Linked DNA regions of Homo sapiens: region 1 is linked to region 2. A link is a loop called in an ENCODE intact Hi-C map of the cell type or tissue named here. Cell type or tissue: transverse colon. All regions are shown on one strand. Links, peaks and the distances in the headings refer to the core of each region. The heading gives the core; the rest is flanking DNA. Region 1 overlaps DCLK2 (doublecortin like kinase 2). Region 2 overlaps DCLK2 (doublecortin like kinase 2).

Region 1 (2,923 bases), core at 133-2,632, 90 kb after region 2:
CGGTAAGCAGCATCATAATTTAAAACCCTGCCAGTGGAGATGTATGGGTAGCTGTGTCAGGGAGCACAGGGGTGGCCGTTAATGCTGTGAGTTACAGCCTGGTGGTACCGTGTCAGAGTTAAGTATGAGAGACCAGTGATAAATTCAGGTTGTCCAGGAGTTCTGGGGATAGGAGAGAGAAGAGAAGAGGGTTGGTTTCTCATATTTGAAGTCCTTCTAAATCATTAAGTTGACATTTTATTTAGAGAACACACAGTGTTCATTTTGTATGTGGGATCTGCATTCCTCGCATTTTTTATTTTTGCATTCTGAGAGCAACTTTTGACAGAAGCATCTCACAGCTTGTGGTGGGGCGTTTGAACACTGCAGGGCTAGAGTTCTCACAGTTGTGATTGTTTAAATTCACTCAAAATCTGTAAGTAAGTGCAGGCTGTAGTCAGGGTTCTGGCAGGCCTTTCCAGTTATTTTTCAGGTACAGAATCTTGCAGAATGGTGCTGTGGAATGAATAATGATCCTGGCTGGAGCCCCTGCCTGGCCATATGACTAGTAACCTGAGTGCTGTGCGCCTCAGTCTCCTCGTTTGTAAAATGGAGGTAACAGTTCTCTTCCTAGTTGCCCAGTGGGGTGGCTCTAGAAGTCCAGTGAGATAATCTTCGAAAGAATTTTGAAATCTCCAAAGTCCTTGAGAATGTCAGTTTCTGGGGAGACCTGAACTCTGCCAGAAAGCCTTTGGAGTCCCTGTTCATCTAGTCACCTCTTTATTAAAGGCAACTGTTTTTAAAGCAATGATGTGTGTGTCTCTGTATCTATCTAGAGAGAGATATATGTATAATTTCTTCCTGCTTTGAAGACAGTCTCTCACTAAGATTTGAAATGTATTCATATTAGACATGTTTGCTTCTGTGTCCAGCATTGGGGAGAGATGAATCAGATAAAATATGACTTCAGGCTTGTCTACCCCTAATGACACTTCCTTTGTGATGTTTAGCCAAGGAATATCACTTGCACAGACATAATTCAGCAGTTACAGACTGTTCAGTCCCTTTCTATATATGCTCCTGCATCTGACTCTGAATTCTTTATAGAGGATGTGAAAAACAGGACTTCAGGGACTTCTGAGTATCTGACAGCAACCTCTGAATACCCCTAGGCATCACTAAATGGAGTCTTTAAAATAAATACTATTTTTCAAAAATTGTACCTAATGAGTATATTTTTAAGTTGTAAAAACAAAATAACAGTGACATTAATAAAACTTTTTTTTTTAACTCTCATGATGCAGACAGTTAGGAATTTGTGCTTATAACATTCTTATCACTGTAATTACTTAGGAAATTTCTTTCCAAAGTCTGGGTTTTGGTAAAAGCATTATAAATTCTAACTATAATTATATCAGATTGTTCTTGTTAATGTTTACATTAAACATAATGGGTGGAAAGTTTTCCTAAGACTGTGACGTGACTAAGAATCTGGAATCCGTTACTTTAGGCTGAATCATTCATATCTTTGAAAATGTTTCTGCTGACTTGTGGGCTGACTCAGAGTTGTAAATATCTATGAGGGACTCAAAATCCTCATCATTACTCCTGTGGAACTTTAAAGTCATAAAGATATGTGTTAGAGATGTGTATTCAGTATATAAGACTGGAAAACGTTATTCAGATACTAAAGGTGAAACATATTCTTATTAAATGGATAAGGACATCACAGGTAAGGGAGGTATTTCAGTGCCGTCCTCTTTAAAATGCCTGTAAAACTTGGGGAATTACTGGCCTGGGAGAGCCCTGCGGTTCTCCATTCTTTTTTACTGATGACTATTTAAATCACTCCCCCTCATTAAGTAGCAGACTAATGGATGATGTTGCTAACATGCTTATCTTGAAAAAACATCATTTTCTAAATTTTTCTCCTTCTACAGTTAATAGTGGTTGCGATAAATATCTGGTTCAGCAAAATATGAGACAAAGCAAACTATGCTTAAAATAGAAAAATAGAAACAGGCATTACAATGAGTATAGACTAGGTCTCTGCAGCAGTTTATTCTCTGAAATTCCATGTTTTCAAAATGGACATCCAAGAGACAAATAGACTATACACTCAGGTTCAGGACTGCATGGTGAAACTTGAATTATGCTGTCATACGCACTTGTTTGCTTCCAAAACTATTCACTTAGAACCTAACTTTCTAAAGTTATATTTATCCCGTAGTTTTGCTTATATATGAAATTATTATGAAACCAACACATGTTCATTGTAAACATTTTAGAAACCACTGAGAACTATAAAGAAAATTAAATTAATCCTTCATGCTACCACTTAGAGATAAACTTGTTAACATTTTTGAGTATTTTATATGTAATTTTGCATTTTTTAACTCTGCATAATAGTGACTATTTCCCATATGATTAATATATTTGAAAAATGCTTATTAGAAAGTATGTAATATTTTATTATGGTAATGTATCATAGTCATTGCCCTATTACCCATTTATGTTGCCCTTAGTTTTTAAAAGTCATAGATAAATTCTGAGATTAGCGTCCTTATATATAACGTTTGGGTCCATCTCTATTCCCCTAGAGTAGGTTTTGAGAAGTAGACTTATTGGGTCAAAGGTTATAATTGATATAAAGAAATTTGCTATATATTGCTGAATGCTTTCTAGAAAGGTTCTTTAAGCATAAATAGTCACGTCTCCACCAGCATTTTTAAACCTTTTCCAATGTGATAATTATCTAATCAGCCAGTCCTTCCAGGAAATGGAAGGAACATTTTTTATTTTTTTACTTTTTATTTTTTCTCATCTGATTACCCACAAGGAAGGAGCATTTATTGAGCCCTGTTCTGAGCTTTGTCTCATTTCACCTTCACACCAACTTCACAAGGGAGGTACTGGCATTATCTCACTTCATAGATGAAGAAAT
Region 2 (2,923 bases), core at 209-2,708:
AGTAGCATGTGTTTTACTTATTTATTTTTGCATGTGTTTTAGAGCTTTACCACTCAAGGTCTGGTCCATGGGCCCACGTCAGCATTACTTAGAAGTTTTTAGAAATGCAAAATCTCAGGTTCAACTTCAGCTCTCTTGAATTCAGAGTCTACAATTTCACAAAGTCCTCAGCTATTTGTATGCACAAATTTCAGATTCAGTGCTTTAGAAGGAAACACTGGAGAAAACTGTGTGTAGCAATTACCTGAACAATTGTGCTAATTATTAATGTTCAGAAGAGAAGAATACAAAACCATAGTTTATTTTCTTAGAGAATTTATAAACTAGTTGCCTAGCACTGTAGTAGAGCAGTTGAGAGCTTGGTTGTTGGAGTCCAGCTGCCTGGGTTCAAGTCCCAGCTCACTGACTTGCTTAGATGCATGAATCTGTTGCATCCCTAGTAAAGGGCTGTAATAAGATCAGATGCCATCATACATGGTCAGTGCCTAGCATAGTGCCTGCCACATAGTTAGCCTTCAATAAGTGTTGGTTATTTACTATTAAAGAATCCTCAGATATATGAGTTCTGTAATTTGATTAGAGTTTAAATGCTTAAAATGTGGCATGATTTGATGTATTTGAGAAAAGAAAATAGTCATAGAGTGAAGATAGGGTTTCAAGTCTTGGGTTCTAGATCTGGCTGTACCACCAAGAGGCTGCATAACTTTGGGAAGGTTACCTAAGGGTTATCTACATTGTCTGTAAGATGGAGATAATGATGTATACCATGGCTACCTGATAGAGTTTTCTGAGGGTCAATTGAAATACTGTATGTGGCCAAGTGTGGTGGCTCATGCCTATTATCGCAGCACTTTGGGAGGCAGAGGCAGGAGGATTGCTTAAGCCCAGGAGTTCCAGACCAGTCTGGGCAACATAGTGAGGCCTGTTTCTACCAAAAAAAAAATAAAAAATAAAAAAGATAAGTTAGCGAAGCATGGTGCCATGCCTATAGTCCCACCTACTTGGGAGGCTGAGGCAGGAGGATCACTTGAGCCCAGGAGTTCAAGGTTACAGTGAGCTATGATCATGCCACTGCCCTCCATCCTGGGCAACAGAGCAAGACCCTGTCTCTAAAAAATAAGAAAACAAGAATAAATGTAAAAGTATGTTGTACACTGTAAGGCAGCAAGTGGGAACTGATATTTTCAGACCCCTTTTGTATGGGGGCCTGGAGTTTAGTTACCTTCATAAAGCTGGCTATGTGAAAGACCAGACCAAAATCATTTATTTCTATATCATTATTTTGATATAAACAGGTTGAAATAAAATGGTAAGAAAGTGCAAGCATCAAAAATAAGTTGTACAGATATTTTGTCCCATGTACCTGGTGCTTGCTGGTTTTTGACCCTGACCTAATCGTGACCACTGTCATTCCTTATAATGTAAATTGTATTCCCTTCAATATTCAGTCCCATTATGTACAATTTGTATTGTAAAAACTGGGCTATAAAAGAAACACCTGGACTTCATAGAAAGTTGCCCTGCCTGTGGAACTGATGCTGGAAGTATGCAGGGTCAGATGTACAATCCACTGTATACTCCATGGCATCTCCAGTTTGGGGAGAACATTGCCAATGCATTTTAGTCCTATTTTTACTTTTGGTGGAGAATTGTAATAAACAGATTAATTGAAATATCAATCTGGGCAATATTTATTGGCAAAGTATTGAGAAAATATTTGTCAAATAATGAATAGGGTAGATGTTGAAATTAGGGTTGCCCTAGAAGGTGAACTATGATAGCGTTAAAAAGTTGCCTCAGAAAGAATTGCAGGAGAAATCCTCTTATTTTAGTGATAGTTTATTGGTAAATGAAAAGTCTTCCTGAAGGGATCATTAAAATTACATGTACTTTTTTGTGGCTGGTCACAGTGGTTCACGCCTGTAATCCTAGGACTTTGGGAGGCCAAGGTGGGTAGATTGAGCTCCGTAGTTCGAGACCAGCCTGGGCAATGTGGCAAAACCATGTCTCCACTAAAAATACAAAAATTAGCTGGACGTTGTGGCATGCACCTGTAGTCCCAGCTACTTGGAGGGGCTGAGGCAGGAGGATTGCTTGAACCCAGGAGGTTGAGGCTGTAGTGAGCTGAGATGGTGTCATTGCACTCCAGCCTGGGCAACACAGCAAGACCCTGTCTCAAAAGAAAATTCATGTCTTTTTTTTTTTTTATGTTTTTAAAAATGGAGGTCTTGCTGTGTTGCCCAGGCTGTAGTAGAGTGGCTGTTAATAGGTGTGATCATAGCACATTGCAGACTCAAACCCCTGGACTGAAGCAATCCTCCTGCCTCACAGCCTCCTGAGTAGCTAGGAGTACAGATGCATATCACTGTGCCTGGCTTACACTTATTTATAGTGAATGTTAACTTACAACAGTAAGTACACTTTGATTCACCACAAATTTGATGTATATCTAAAGCTTTTTCAGTGTGATCAGTGAAGAAGGTTTTACCTTACCTATCTTGTATGACCTACATCTAAATATAGAGTTCATAATTCCTAGTTTGAGTTCTTTGAAATAAGTGGAGGCCAGGCGTGGTGGCTCACGCCAGTAATCCCAGCAGTTTCGGAGGGCAAGGCGGGCAGATCACTTGAGGTCAGGGGCTCATGACCAGCCTGGGTAACATGGTGAAACCCCGTTTCTACTAAAAATACAAAAATTAGCCAGGCGTGGTGGTGCATGCTTGTAGGCCTAGCTACTGGGGAGGCTGAGATGAGATGGGAGGATAACTTTAACCATGGAGGCAGAGGTTGCAGTGAGCTGAGATTGCACCACTGCACTCCAGCCTGGGCGAAAGAGTGACAGACTGTCTCAAAAAAAAAAAAAAAAAAAGAAAGAAATGGAGACCATGGATACCTGAAAGAAAAGAAAAGAAAGAAAGAAAGA

The links. Peaks named below come from ENCODE experiments on the same cell type or tissue, not always from the same donor. Only the 100,000 strongest peaks of a DNase experiment are listed, where the experiment ranks them.
Region 1: it touches region 2 in a loop (5-fold over the local background); 1 of 110 quality-filtered maps calls a loop at or near these places.

The regions. Positions count from the first base shown.
Region 1 is chr4:150,235,851-150,238,773 of GRCh38, forward strand. All of the region lies in intron 10 of DCLK2 (doublecortin like kinase 2), which reads left to right. Among named protein-coding and RNA genes, the nearest start is that of DCLK2, 160 kb to the left of the region's middle. In transverse colon, for the core only: no CTCF peak of the experiment used is centred there; no DNase peak of the experiment used is centred there; H3K27ac peaks cover 1,563 bases.
Region 2 is chr4:150,146,188-150,149,110 of GRCh38, forward strand. All of the region lies in intron 2 of DCLK2 (doublecortin like kinase 2), which reads left to right. Among named protein-coding and RNA genes, the nearest start is that of DCLK2, 69 kb to the left of the region's middle. In transverse colon, for the core only: no CTCF peak of the experiment used is centred there; no DNase peak of the experiment used is centred there.